3 separate regions of the Homo sapiens genome follow, and regions 2 and 3 are each linked to region 1. A link is a contact called in ENCODE Hi-C or POLR2A ChIA-PET data. All regions are on one chromosome and are shown on one strand. Each heading gives the region's core, a stretch centred on a gene start or an enhancer-like site at or near the end of the contact. The rest is flanking DNA. Distances are from core to core; before and after follow the strand shown. Region 1 overlaps PLEKHM3 (pleckstrin homology domain containing M3). Region 2 overlaps PLEKHM3 (pleckstrin homology domain containing M3). Region 3 overlaps PLEKHM3 (pleckstrin homology domain containing M3).

What was found. Hi-C counts contacts between places; a loop is a spot of excess contacts on that map. ChIA-PET counts read pairs that join two places held with the same protein, here RNA polymerase II (POLR2A). Pooled maps may share reads with other maps.
Region 2: a loop to region 1 is called in a map of HepG2, with 4 times the contacts of the local background. The contact joins two enhancer-like sites. A Hi-C loop is called at or near these places in 3 of 168 maps with a recorded cell type or tissue (HepG2, endothelial cell of hepatic sinusoid and lower leg skin), 3 of 37 single-sample maps with no recorded cell type and 2 of 50 pooled maps. POLR2A ChIA-PET finds 5 or more read pairs at or near these places in 1 of 52 experiments (activated CD8-positive, alpha-beta memory T cell).
Region 3: a loop to region 1 is called in a map of HepG2, with 3 times the contacts of the local background. The contact joins two enhancer-like sites. A Hi-C loop is called at or near these places in 4 of 168 maps with a recorded cell type or tissue (Caco-2, HepG2, endothelial cell of hepatic sinusoid and 1 more), 3 of 37 single-sample maps with no recorded cell type and 2 of 50 pooled maps. POLR2A ChIA-PET finds 5 or more read pairs at or near these places in 3 of 52 experiments (H1, HCT116 and activated CD8-positive, alpha-beta memory T cell).

What each region holds. Positions count from the first base shown.
Region 1 is chr2:207,971,567-207,976,265 of GRCh38, reverse strand. The region is part of intron 3 of PLEKHM3 (pleckstrin homology domain containing M3); the gene reads left to right. Among named protein-coding and RNA genes, the nearest start is that of PLEKHM3, 52 kb to the left of the region's middle. Within about 2 kb of position 1,830, at least 2 of the 41 ENCODE cell types and tissues checked have a DNase peak (open chromatin) inside an H3K27ac peak, as active enhancers do.
Region 2 is chr2:207,867,615-207,872,313 of GRCh38, reverse strand. The region is part of intron 6 of PLEKHM3 (pleckstrin homology domain containing M3); the gene reads left to right. Among named protein-coding and RNA genes, the nearest start is that of FZD5, 100 kb to the right of the region's middle. Within about 2 kb of position 2,238, at least 4 of the 41 ENCODE cell types and tissues checked have a DNase peak (open chromatin) inside an H3K27ac peak, as active enhancers do.
Region 3 is chr2:207,893,259-207,897,957 of GRCh38, reverse strand. The region is part of intron 6 of PLEKHM3 (pleckstrin homology domain containing M3); the gene reads left to right. Among named protein-coding and RNA genes, the nearest start is that of FZD5, 130 kb to the right of the region's middle. Within about 2 kb of position 2,262, at least 4 of the 41 ENCODE cell types and tissues checked have a DNase peak (open chromatin) inside an H3K27ac peak, as active enhancers do.

The DNA of each region.
Region 1 (4,699 bases), core at 581-3,080:
AGTCCAAAGCTGACTACTAAAACTCCTTAGGCAAGGAAAATGGCCACAGTCAGTAACTGTCATTGATCTTGACCTTGTCAAATCGTCTTAAGGTGAAATCTAGAAAATCAGTCTTGACAGAAAATGTGGGGGTGGCTAAAAGCGGAGTAAATGATGATTCAGCAGATGACCACTGAGTCACTATGGGCTTATGCCCATCATGGGGAAGCCCAGGCCTTCTGGAACTGCTATGTAAGGATGAGATGCAAAGTGGAGTTTGAGGTCAACAATCTTATTTTGTAAAAGCTTGTTACTTCATCTTTCCTCTACTCCCCATTCTTTCCACCTTTCCTGAAACAGTAAAATTACCAAAAAAAAAAAAAAAAATTGTGCCAGGTGCAGTGGCTCACACCTGAAATCCCAGCACTTCGGGAGGCCAAGGCAGGTGGATTACTTGAGGTCAGGAGTTCAAGACCAGCCTGGCCAACATAGTGAAACCCCATCTCTACTAAAAGTGCAAAAATTCGTCAGGCTTGGTGGTGGGTGCTTGTAATCCCAGCTACTCAGGAGGCTGAGGCAGGAGAATCACTTGAACCCAGGAGGCAGAGGTTGCAGTGAGCCAAGATTGAGACTGCACCACTGTACTCCAGCCTGGGCGACAGAGCGACACTCCATCTCAAAAAAAAAAAAAAAAAAAAAAAAAAGCTTTTAAAACCTCACTGAACCCGATCTAGATATCTGTTATAAACTAAATAAAATTATTTTCCTTCCATTAAACCCCACAGTTTGTGACATTAAATTTACCATGAGAATGGCTTTAAATGGAAATCTGATTTGGAAGGTTTTAATTCAAGTCTATTAGGTTTAACATGTTGTTTAAAAATCATCAAGAAGCTCACCACCAGCCAAAACCACATTTAAAATTTTGTCCTTGCTCCTGCATTGAAAAAAGCCAAATAAAGGTGGCCATTGAAAACCCACGTTTTGAACTTAGGTTAGTTATGATGCTAGTCTTTTCTATGGAAAATAAATTACCCAGAGTGAGGACTGAGTGAATCATCCTTGCTTTGACTCAAGGGCCTCAGTGATTGTGGACCAGAAACTTGCAGAGTGGGATCAGAGAGACCAGAAACACTGAGCCAGTTAAGAAGCTCTACTAGACTGGGCGCGGTGGCTCACACCTGTAATCCCAGCACTTTGGGAGGCCGAGGCGGGCGGATCACAAGGTCAGGAGTTCGAGACCAGCCTGGCCAATATGGTGAAACCCCGTCTCTACTAAAAATACAAAATTAGCCGGGTGTGGTGGTGGGCGCCTGTAATCCCAGCTACTCGGGAGGCTGAGCAGGAGAATCGCTTGAACCTGGGAGGCGGAGGTTTCAGTGAGCTGAGATTGCACCACTGCACTCCAGCCTGGTTGACAGAGTGAGACTCCATCTCAAAAAAAAAAAAAAGAAGCTCTACTAGTTTATATATATGTATCTGTAGGTATGAAAGACCTGTGTTAAGTCACCCAGATACTTTTGGAAAATGGTTTTGAAATGATGAGATACTAGTTTTAGCAGTTTTTTAAAAAAATAGAAATTACTGACATTTCAGTGTCTTATACTAGTACATATATTTTTAAGTTCAGACATTCAATAATAATTTACTAAGTGCTTACTCTGGACATCCTGGAATTATGGTACACTTCCGTGGCTTTAGATTACAGACGTGGTCAGCAAATCTGTTGTGTTATTGGAGTAAGGAAGAACAGCTCAGCTTAGTTCTCAAGATGTGGAGATTGGAGTAGCTGAATCAAGAAACTTTCTAGTAAAAGAGGGAAGAAAAGCCTCAGGTATTTCACAAGAGGTATTGCCTAATTCACCTCCCTCTCAGAAGTGTGCCTTCTGATGGAGTGTGCACTGCCCATGCTCTGCACTGCATTCGTAGCATTCCTGACACTCAAGAGGAAGGAGAAATGTAGGTAAGAAGGTGCCATTCAGCAAGCTCATTCGCATCCGGCAGCTGGAGAAATGAAATCAGGAAAAAAAGAAAAGTGAGCAAAAGAAGGAGAAGGAAGCTGAGTAGAAAAGAACAGGAAACGTATTATTATAATATAATGGGCAGGAATAGAAATTTCTGGCAGCTGCCTTAGTTAGGTTCCATATGATAGGATGCTTCCCTTTGCTGTCTAAATTTTGTGCTCACGAAATTTGGCTTGTGGAGGATAGGTTGGGTAAGGGTAGTAGTACGGAATCAGGGGAGGAAGGCAGTCTAAAATTTATTTGCACTGCTTGACTTTTAACTTTGTGCTTTGGTTCGGAGTTTTAACGAACGGGGCAGAGAGAGACAGGTTTCTAATTTGGGACAGGGAGAAGTCAGTCTTATTTTGTATAGTGTGGCACATTCCAAAAAAAAAGAAAAGAAAGAAAAGCTGTTCCATTTATATGCCCTTTCTTCCCTCAGAAAGTGCTGCATTCAGTTGCTTTGTGATACTTGTGGTTTACCAGGTTGTTTTTCATACCAGCACTTGAACTCTGGTTTTCTTTCTTTTTTTTCTTTTTTTTTGAGATGGAGTTTCGCTCTCGTTGCCCAGGTTGGAGTGCAATGGCATGATCTCGGCTCACTGCAACCTCCGCCTCCTGGGTTCAAGTGATTCTCCTGCCTCAGCCTCCTGAGTAGCTGGGATTACAGGCATGCGCCACCACGCCTGGCTAATTTTGTACTTTTAGTAGAGATGAGGGTTTCTCCATGTTGGTCAGGCTGGTCTCAAACTCCCGACCTCAGGTGATCCGCTTGCCTCAGCCTCCCAAAGTGCTGGGATTACAGGCGTAAGCCACCGCCTGTGCCAGGCTGAACTCTGGTTTTCTAGGTAAGAATACTTTATTTCCTGATCTCCTGTAGGGGGCAGAGTCTCAAAAGAAAAAGGCCAAAACCTGTTAAGCAAACTTCTGAATGTTTTTTAAATTACCTGGGAGACTGTTCATTATATCAGAGATTATTATAGCAGATGGAACGTTAAAAATTGATCTGTGTTTCTCACAAACACAGTTAATCTAAACCAGCTGCTTCTTCCTTTTGTACCTATGTCTTCTAACTTTGCATCCTCATAAAAACACACCTTCAGTGAAAAAGCTGGTGGCATAGCATGTTGATCTTCCAAAATGCCAAAAACTTCAGCACATTGTTTTTGATGAGTTTTGGCTTTACGTATTATTTTAAGGAGAGGCTAATTCACTGTATTTCATGGTTTTAGTGTGCCCCTTTATAAGTTTTTATGTCTACTTAGTTCTTCCCCCTTTAAATAGTTTGGATGAATAAACTTTAGAAGTGGAAGATTGTATGGAGTAGCTCTTTGTTATGATGTCATTTACTTGCTATTCAGGGGAGCCACAAATGTTGGCTTTTAAATCTACAAAATAGTGCAATTGGCCTTATTTCATTAAATTATTTCTGTAAGTGAAGAATTTTCTATATCCTTCTTTAAAATTTAAACAGCCCTGCAGAAAAAAATGGACCATGGTTATGCAAAAATGCCTGAGGTTATGGTTTTAAAAATATATGCTGATACATAACGGTATATTTCTTAAATGTGTACTTGATTTTTGATAGTTGTATCTGATTATGTGTGACTGTTCCGTGGCTTCTTCTGCAGCTCCAGGGTTGCACTGAGCTTAGGAAGCCCCAGCCATAGTGGTCTTCTTTTTTTTTTTTTTTTTTTGAGACGGAGTCTCGCCCTGTTGCCCAGGCTGGAGTGCAGTGTTATGATCTCGGCTCACTGCAACCTCCGCCTCCTGGGTTCAAGTGATTCTCTTGCCTCATCCTTCCTTGTAGCTGGGATTACAGGCGTGTGCCACCAGGCCCGGCTAATTTTTGTATTTTTAGTAGAGACGGGGTTTTGCCATGTTGGTCAAGCTGGTCTCGAACTCCTGACCTCATGATCCACCGCCCCCCCGCCCCCCGGCCTCCCAAAGTGCTGGGATGACAGGCGTAAGCCACTGTGCCCAGCCTTATAGTGGTCTTCTTGCTGTTCCTGGAACCTACTATTATCATGCCTACCTCTAGGACCCTTACACTTGCTAGTTCTACTTCTTGAAATTTGAAAACTTAGTTGTTTCATTCATTCTGTCATTTATTGTGTGCCCAGAAACTTGGATGCACCTAGATGGGTCAGTGCTGGAGGAAAGCAGACATGGTCCTTGCCTTCATGAAATTTGCAGTCCACTAGGGAAGACATGAATCAAATAATCACATCAGTGAATGTCAAAAGGCAGCTGTGACAATTGCTACAGATGTGACGCCCATGCATTGGGTTAGAGAACTCTCAGAGATGGTGCCAGGTAGAACTATGTGAAATTGCAGATTTTTCAGTCATTTTTGACCTATAAAAGTAAAGACAGTTCAGATTACATTTTATGTTTGACCCTGAAGTCACAGAAGGTTCTTGAGCAGAGAAGCACATGATGGGAATGGTATGTAGGAACAGTTAATTTGGTGGTACAGCTTTTCGGGGACACCTGTAGCAGCAAATGAGGCATGCTTCTTCGGTGAAATTACTGGTTGAGGTTTAAAATTGTGTTTGGCAATGGGGAATCTGTGGTGCTATAGTATTAATGCTAAAACAAATGACTATACAGCTTATTAAAATATTTATGAAGTGTGTACCTGTATGTGATTCTATATTAGGTTATTCACAAAATGCCATATAAATTAGATTAAGGCAATAGCTCTTTTTTTTTTT
Region 2 (4,699 bases), core at 989-3,488, 100 kb after region 1:
CCTGGGCTAATTTAGTCTGCACAATCCTGCTTCTGTGCAGGAACTCAGTTTTAGAAATCTTACATTTCTACAAGGTGGGTCAGTAGGCATCCAGTGACCTCAGAATTCCTGAGCTGAACCAAATCCTGGGGCTACACTCTGACCTCAGATGCCCTCAGAAAGGCCCCTTCCTTGGAGTAGCAAGGGGTGCTTAAGAAAGTGAGTCAGAAGTTGTCACTAATTAGCTGGGTGATCTTAGGTAGAGCTCATCACCTCTCTGGGCTCAGTTTTCTCATATATTAAGTAACGAAGGTGAGTTAAAAAGTCTGCTTAGAACTTTTCCTCATTTACTGCTCAATGAGTCAGTAATGTCAGAACTCGGGCTAAAAGGAATAGTAGAGACCTAAATCAGATTTATTTCAAACATGTAACTAACTCAACAGAGAAGCACAATTCTGCTGACCATCTATGAGAATTTTCTGGAATTGTCTCAATTTAAAATACTGTAGTTTATTTTCCTCATAAATAAAACACATGTACCTATATCAGATCATATAACCTGTTTTGAGCTCAGAATATTTGGACCACATTCTTGTACTTACTCTTTGCAAATGCTTCATTAAGTTCCATGGAGTTGTGGTTTAACTAAACCACAACCCTTGAGGCACTTAGTGCAGAAAAGCTGTCTGAAGTAGACCCCATCCCATATATTTTTCTGGATAAGAAATGTGCCTTCTCGGTTTCATCTTTGCCATTCTAGCCACTGAGAAAAATGAAATTGAAATTTTTTAAATCTTTTATTCCCTAAGACCTAGTTTCCAGCAGAGAGCAAAATGTAATTTGATAGGAGTGATGGTGGCCACTCATAAATCTACCCAATTGCATTAAACCAGATTAAACTATCACATAGTTTCCCAGCTCTAAGCAGAAATTATCACCTTTGGGAGAGGATCAGATAAGAGCTAATTGGTGGCATCACAATCCACCCTCAGTAAAGTGCTTGATTAGCCAAAATTTAAGTCTTGTTAGAGTAGTCCCATAATGGATTGGGGAGGGTGAGGAGCAGCTAATTAGAAAAGAGACACTTCTATGTTTATGTACAAACATCCCAGCATTGAGCCATGATAAGGAGCTCAAAGGTTAATTATGGGAAAATGGAGTTTTGAACAACTTTTTGAAATAGGAATATCCCATATACTTTGGTGATATTTATTTATTTTGAGATGGGGTCTCGCCCTGTCACCCAGGCTAGAGCACAGTGGCCCAATCATAGCTCGTAGTTCACTGCAGCCTCAAATTCCTGGGCTCAAGGGATCCTCCCACCTCAGCCTCCTAAGTAGCTTGGACTACAGGTGCATACCACTGCAATCGGCTAATTTTTTAATTTTTTACAGAGATAGGGATCTCACTTCATTGCCAGGCTGGTCTGGAACTCCTAGGCTCAAGTGATCCTCCCACCTTGGCCTCCGAAAGTGCTGGGATTACAGGCATCAGCCCCCACATCCAGCTTACTTTTCATTTTCTATTTTTAAGGATTGATGAGTAAGAGAAGTAAAATTTAAAATTGAGGATTCAGAATAGTCTCGTGAGGTGTGTTAGGATTTTCAAGCTTGAGCAGAATCCACAGGCTGTTTTTTCCTAACTTCCCATGAACTCACCTGGCCAAGGCCACTAGACTTCACTCTACCCACCTATTAAATGAACTGAGAAATGACCCTAGAAACAAAATGCAACCTTTCATGGTTGTCTGGCCAGGCAAATGCAACTGAACTATATGGGAAATTATTTCACAATGTGTGACAATGTTGATTCTTCCATTTCGTCAAGCCAGCCTGTTCCTAGTGAGTGGCAGGTGACCGTTCACTGTGAATTGGGTCTTTTGGTTAGACTTTCAGAGACGGAGTTGTTTGTCAAGTGCAGCAGCCCTCTTCACCAAAGCATTCCCGACAGTCGCTCCAAATCTAGATGTTACACAATGGCTAAGGAAGCTTGTTTTGAAATGGAAGGTAAATTGACAAATCAGAGGGAAGGAATTAGCCAATGCATAAGGAAATTTGATGAGAAAGAGCTTTTTCCTCTCTTTTTTCTTGCCCAGGTTACTAGTTCTCTGTCTTCTCCGCCCCCCATAAATTTTGAATTTTGTGGTGGTGCTGAGGGAGTGAAGGTAACCAACATAAAAGAATCATTTGTGCCCTTTTCCCAATCCCACAGATCTCTATTGGCTGCAGACCTTGAACATGACACTGCAATTTCCTGGTGCCACACATGAGTAATAAGCAGCTGTTTCTGAAACTGTGGTTTGGGGAAGGCAGCACTAGGTTATTTTTTAACTTAATTGTAATTTTTGATTGGTCTGCAAGAAAGTAAATCAAATAAAGTCTGTTGTCTTAGTCTGCAAGAAAGCCATAGGCCTCAAATTCCAATGCTGACCATCTTGACCAGAATAGAAGAGGGAGGCAAAATGTGTGTATCCCTGAGCTGGAAGTTCAACCAGGCAGATTTCATGGGCTTCTTTCACACAAGAAGGGTAAGCATATTTGACATATTTGTCAGGGACTGGATGGTGGAAAGTGATATTTGGCAGTTCCTTGAGTTCTAGAAGTACCTAAAATGATGGTGAAAAGAATTTATAGACAGACTGCAAAGGTGGAAAAATAGCAAAATCTGGAAGCCGATACAAGCTTGATGCTACATTTTGTCTTTGTGTTACAGGGCAATAAAGTGACCTAATTTTGTTACAAATGAAAATGTGTATTCTTTGAATACCCAGTTAGTATAACACCTCTGAAATAGTCATATATACACACTCCCCAAGTAAATAAATCAGACTAGTACCTTCCTTAGTACAAGACATTAAGTTTAATGGAAAACAGAAACAAACTTTCACCCTATTTTGGACATCTGCCTTTTCTCAAGGAGATAGGGCAATTTGGTATATGGAGAAAGGGAAAGGAGGTTGAGTGCAGGGAAGCAAGGAAATGGGGGAAGAGCTACACGTTTCCTTCTAATTACACTGTCATGATTTTGTTCACGTAGACATGCCCTTTGAGGGAATAAATAGAGATAACTAAACCTCATCTCAGGTCTGTTTCACTATCACTAGTCATATTACCAAATGACCGCCTGGTTTAACTAAAAACTACCAGCCTTCTAATGCTAAAGATGAAGTGTCCTTTTGACTTTTTGAGGGGTTGTTATAAAGTTATATTAGCCTATGACTAATTTAAGTACAAGTAGGAAAGGAGTAAGACACAATTTCCAGGTGTTGCTAAGATGTTATCTTACGTAAGTGATTCAGATTAAGTTTGAGGCATGTTAAATGTCTTCCCCCTAGCATTTTGGCCTTGGCAAAATTACGTATGCTTGTACAAGCCCTGTTTTCTTATTTACAGCAATACCAGAAGAAATGGATGTGACTGCTTTACATTAATTTCTACTGATCCCATCCAAACAGATAATATCAGAAGAAATGGATGTGACTGCTTTACATTAATTTCTACTGATCCCATCCAAACAGATGAACAACTTGATGTCTTCCTTTAAAAAAAAAATGACATGTGGCCTTCATAGCTTTTTTCCTTCCCCTTGATGTAAATCTCAAGTGTTTAAAAGGAGGAATGAGTCTAAATCATAGAAAATCTCTATTTAGATTGGGATAAGCTAATTAGCTATTATTTATTGATCCCTTGCTGTAAGTCAGAAACTATATTCGATGCTTTCAATGTATTAAATCTGATCCTTCTCTCAACCCTGCAAAGTGGATACTGTCCTAATTTTTCAGTTAAGGAAACTGAGACTCAAAGAGGTTAAGTAGCTTGCCAAAGTCTCACAGCTGGAAAGTAGATGAGCTAGAATTTGTCCTCAGATCAGCCTTGCTTTTTCCACTCTACCCCACTACTTCCCAATACCCAGAGACAACTGAGTTATGATGGGGTATGGAAAGCTCCCGAAGGCCAGCCCCTCTGGGAGACTCCCTAATGAGTCCACCACTATCCATTGGAAAATACCCCAGTTTCTGAGAAGCAAAAACTCTACCATGTTTAGATTTAAAAAAAAAAAATAATAATAAGCTTTGACCAGTTAAGGAAGTCATTTTGAAGTTTATTTTGTCCTAGTTGGTCCTGGCTTGATCTCAGTGATAGTAGATTCCCCTGCATCAACTCTAGCCAGAGCACACTGTTTCTAGGACTTTTCCCCACGCTGAGCCCTGTTGAGGACTGTGGTCACTCTAGCAAGTCACAGCAGTTTAGGGTTGACATAGCAGAGTTCAAATGTCTGACTTTTCTCACTGTTGTGTACTTGTTGGCCAGGATGCCTCATTTGACTTTGTCTCACCCATAGTCATTTTCAGATCCAATGGCCCAGTGGCATTCTGGCAGCTCTTTTCTATTCTTCATTCTTGGTTGGAACCTGAAGGTAGTATGCTCCTCTGGCTTTGGTCTAATATTTGAGGCCACTCTGCCTTCCTAGTATTTGTATAATATGGCCCCTTAAGCCCCTACCGAGATGGCTAGGAAGTGGGAGTGAAAGTTAAGGCTCTTGGGATGGTGGGAGGAAAGACAATTGATTTATTTTTGAGCACGTATCCAAAATAAATAAATAATATATTTATAAACATAAATGTATATGTCTATGTGTGTATGTATGCATTTATGTATGTATTATATATAAAATGATTTATATAATTTTGTGTGTGTGTGTGTCTATGTATGTATGCTTT
Region 3 (4,699 bases), core at 1,013-3,512, 79 kb after region 1:
CTTTGCAAGGTCAGGGCAGCAATGCAAACATTAGGAAGGCTGAAGACAAAGGTCAGGTGGCAGCAAGGAAGCCCTACATTCCCTTAAGCTGTTGGTTGATAAATCATATTCTAAAGGTATCACCAGACTCCCTCACCCTGACATTGCTTTGTGAGGTAGAAAATTAAATAGAAATCAAAATTAAGATGGCTGTCAGGAGCTTTTAGGAGGCCAGCACGCCAGTGTGAGGTGAACATGGGATGGAGTTTCTGCCTGGAGCAAAGGTCTCCTAAGGGATGATGATATCCAACATTGGGCATTGCAGAGGTGCTGGCCGCTGCAGCGGTCACACACTGCAGCTTTGGAGGCTGCCTGTCTATGTTCAAATGCCGACTCACCCCAGAAATATTAGGTGACCTTGGGCAAGTCACTTCTCTTTGTGCCTTAAGCACTTCATCTCTGAAGTGAGAATAATAGTACCTGCCCCCGAAGGTTGTTGTGAGGCCTTAGAGTTAGTATGCATAAAGCACTTAGAACTTTGCCTGACACTTAAGGGCTTAGGAGATAGGCACTTTACTAGGGGTAGAGTATTGCTATTAGTGTTGCTGTGAGGTGTGGACCTTGTATAAACGGCTCCTGGGAGTTTTCTTCAGCGTCATCAAGACACTGCATCTGTGGACACTAAACCACAACCATTGCCACAAAAGCAATGCTTGCTATGTCTCAGTTTTCCCCCTCATGTTCCGTAGGGGAATCTAGGCCATAGAAACCTGCTATAGCTGCAGCTATATAGTCACCATATGGAGCAGCACCTTGGTAGGGAATGCAGAATAGCTTCATTTCCTTTTGCCTCCAGGATGATCCTAGACCAGACCTCCCCAGTGGCTCCATAGGGGAATTGCACCTGGAGAGCCCCCACCCTCTTGAGCCAAGGAACTCTCCCTAGGCCTGCGCTTGAGTGAGTGGTACTACCTACCCTCTGAATCTTGCCACTTGTTTCTTGCAAGAATGCATGACCTTTTGGTGGGCTATGCACAGACGTCTTTTCAATTTTAACAAAAAGCAGTCTTTCTGTAAATTTTGTAGAATCCTGGAGTACACATTTTTGTGCTTAAAGAAAACCATGGAGTCCACACTCTTTCTACAGCTGCGGAGAGAAGCTTACCAGACTGAAATGTTGGCAGAAACAAAGAGACGCCATGTTCCTTCCCACCTGCAATTATAGTTTTACTAGCTTGTAAAGCACACATAGAATTTGCAGTACATTCTTCCCTTGCAGTAGGGGAGAGGCCCTGCTGTGAATGTAATTGGCTTTCTAGCTTCCTTTAACATTGAGGTGGAAGGGAACTGGACCGAAGGGCCTTTACTCTTAGAATTAACTGATGTTGAATTGTGTTTAAATTCCATGCATCTCCCTGAATGCATTTGTTCCATTAAGTCTTAGTCAGAAGTGGAGGCACAGCTTACCTCTGAAAATATTCCAATCCCTATCATTTCTCATCACTTTGTAAAAGCTGAGTTTCTTTCTTTTTAAAAAATGGATTTTTAACTTAACCCGGGTAGGGATTATTTTCCATCCTGTTAACCTCTGTTAAAGATGTATGGCATCTTTAGATGACAATTTCATACAGTACAGCCCATTTAGGTCACTTTTTATTCTGGCTATGGCCTTGCAACTATATCAGTTCCCAGGAAGAGGACCACAGGCATGTATTTGGATGGAAACTGTATTACTTTACTTCTCGAATCCCAGTTTCTTCATTCGTGAAGTGAGAGGATTGGATTAAACAATCTTTACAGCCCCTTCCAGCTCTAGGGCCCTCATTCTGTGATTTTATAGAGCTCGAGAAGTGATGAAATTGTGGAAGTCTTTCTGCGTGTATCTGCTTTCTGGGGGCTCCCAGCCAGTTTGCACGAAGTATCCAGGCTTCTGGGTGCAGCAAGGAACCTGGAATGAGAGCCAGGTCGCTGAGTGTAGGCTCAGCACCTTCAGTTCTAACTGACAAATGGCTGGATTTCCATTTGCCAAAGGTCAACTATTTCAACTTTTTGTCAGGAAATAACAGCTTTAAGCATTTTGACAAATATGATCTGAAGGACAGCTTATTAAAACAAGTTAAATATACTGATTTTATATTTTCCTTAAAGACAAATTGTTGTCTTAATACCTTACAATTCAGTGGCAGTTAAAATAATGCCCAGTAAACAAAAGTTGGCCAGTAAGAACATGCAGAAGGTAATATGCCACCTAGCGGGTTTCCTCCTAAAACGGGCAGCACCAGTCAGGTTATCTGGTGAACTGTGAGTTGGCATTTGTGTTTGGGCTAACAACAGAGAGCCCATTGCAGCTGAGGTTTCCAAGAGGTGGAACTATTTAAGAACTTGGGCTATAAGGGACATTAAGGGAATGGGGCACCATAAGGGAAGCTTTAGAGCTGAACAACAAAGGAAATCAGGGGAAGGAGACTGTGAAAGGATTCTTGGCTAGAGCACAGGTCAAGGGCACAGAGAGAAAGTAGGCTAGGCAATCACGGGTAATAAAACTACGGATTTGAGTTTGGGTAATAAAACTACGGATTTGAGTTTCACCTTTTTCTCTTTTCTCTGCCTCCTGCCTGCTGGGGACAGGGACTGATCATCTGGCAGACAGGCAGATATGCTGACAGGGCCAGGATCCTCAGCCTGTTTGCTCCATCCCTGACTTGGTATGGTGCAGTCTCACTGAAGGCAAGGGGCCTGCCTGGTTCACTCTCATTTTACAGCACTTAGCCAAGAGGAGAGAGGGAGGGATGGCCAGAAAACTCACGACCCAGGATGACAGCAACAGTTTATCCTTTAGCAAGTCACAAAATACCTCTGCTGCTTAAAATCTTTCTTTGTAAAATGAGAAGGTTGTACTAAATAATTAGATTAATAATAGCTCCCTTTTAGTATATGCTCAAAAAATGTTACTCACTTTTATTATTGAGTGCTTACTTTAGGCCAGACCCTGTCCTAAATCTACGTGGATTATCTCATTTAATCCACACAATAGCCCTATATAATGACCTATAATAATAGGTACTATTATTATCCACATTTCACCAATGAGATTTACTGGCACAAAGTCGTCCAGCTAAAGTGGAGGAGCTGGGATTCAAACCCAAGCTGTCCTGTTCTAGTACACATCCTGTTTTGTTATGTTTTTTCAATTTTGTGTGAAATGTTTCAAACGTATTAAAAGAAAGAAGAATGAATACTGCCAGCTGCATGATTGCTTCTGCAGTGGAAGGACTCCCTTCTTTAGAGAAATGGGCACACACTCTGAACCACTAAATTGGACTGTTTTCTCCCAGCACTCACATTCTCTATTTCTAGAGGCAAATTGCTATCAAATCCACCTGGCAGCAAAACAAACCCCACCCCCCCACCCCAACCACCACCATTTCTGAAACTCTACCATGTCTTTCCACTGGTTGGAAGGCAGGAATAATAGGGCAAAGGTGGGGAAAGAAAAGGGCAAATGCACCCATCATTAGCCCTGGAGTGCCAGCACCATGCATGGCAAAAAAACCCAGTGCTTGGAAAGACTCTGTAGATATTGGGACTATATTGGTCAGGCCCAGCTTCCTGCCCAGTTTCCCCCAGATAGGCTGTAACCCCTAAAATTATTTACAGGTCAGTTTCAACTGGTGCCACGGTGGTCAAAATATTTTATTCTGTCTACACCAATGACCTGTAGTCATCAAAAACAGCAAGATGCTAGAACAAAGGAACTGGATAATCCACAGAATATATTGCAGTCCAAAAGGGAATGCAGCCTAATTAGATATGGATTTATGATGCTGTGAATTTCCTTTTTGCTTTTTTGATTATTTATTTTTAAGACCAGGACTCTCTCTGTCACCCAGGCTGGAATGTAGTGCATGATCCCAGCTCACTGCAGCCTCGACTTCCCAGGCTCAAGCAGTGCTCCCACCTCAGTCTCTCATGTAGCTGAAACTACAGGTGTGCGCCACCACACCCAGCTAATTTTTTTTATTTTTAGTAGAGACAAGGTCTCGCTGTGTTTCGCAGGCTGGTCTCGAACTCCTGAGCTCAAGTGATCCTCCCACCTCGGCCTCCCAAAGTGCTGGGATTACAGGTGTGAGCCACTGCACCTGGCCTTGCTTTTTGTTTTTGTTTTGTTTTTCAAAATTTTCAGGTTAGCACACTCTGTATCTGTAGCTATGACTGACCTGTGTCAGTGTGTGGTTTTGTATTTATAGCTGGCCTGATTCCAAAAAGGACTTTTGAGAGAGAGCTTCTCTCTTTCTCTCTCTCTCTGTCATGCATATATATGTGTGTGTATTTATAACTGTGACTAATTTTAATTCCTATCCCCTTCCATTGGTTTGAATTATTGACATATACACTTGTCAAAGATGAGTCTTTGCTACCCAGGATCCCGCATGTCTGGAGTTCTGCTAGCATCCATCCCCTAGTTTATGGTTAAAAAACCCAACTTCTAAAATTGCCATCAGCCTAAAGGTTCCCTTCAGCCACGCAAAAGATAGCAAAAATCTCTGATGCAGCTGACATTTTAGGTGTGTGTATAATTTAACAAATTGTTGACCACTCAGCTTTTAGTCAGTGGTCACAAAAGGAATTAGCAGCCCTCCCCTGCTCCCCCAAAACCCAAAGAAGGAAGGGTGTTCCTTGGCTTTGGCCCAGAGGCCTGCTGGCACGCAGTGTCAAACAG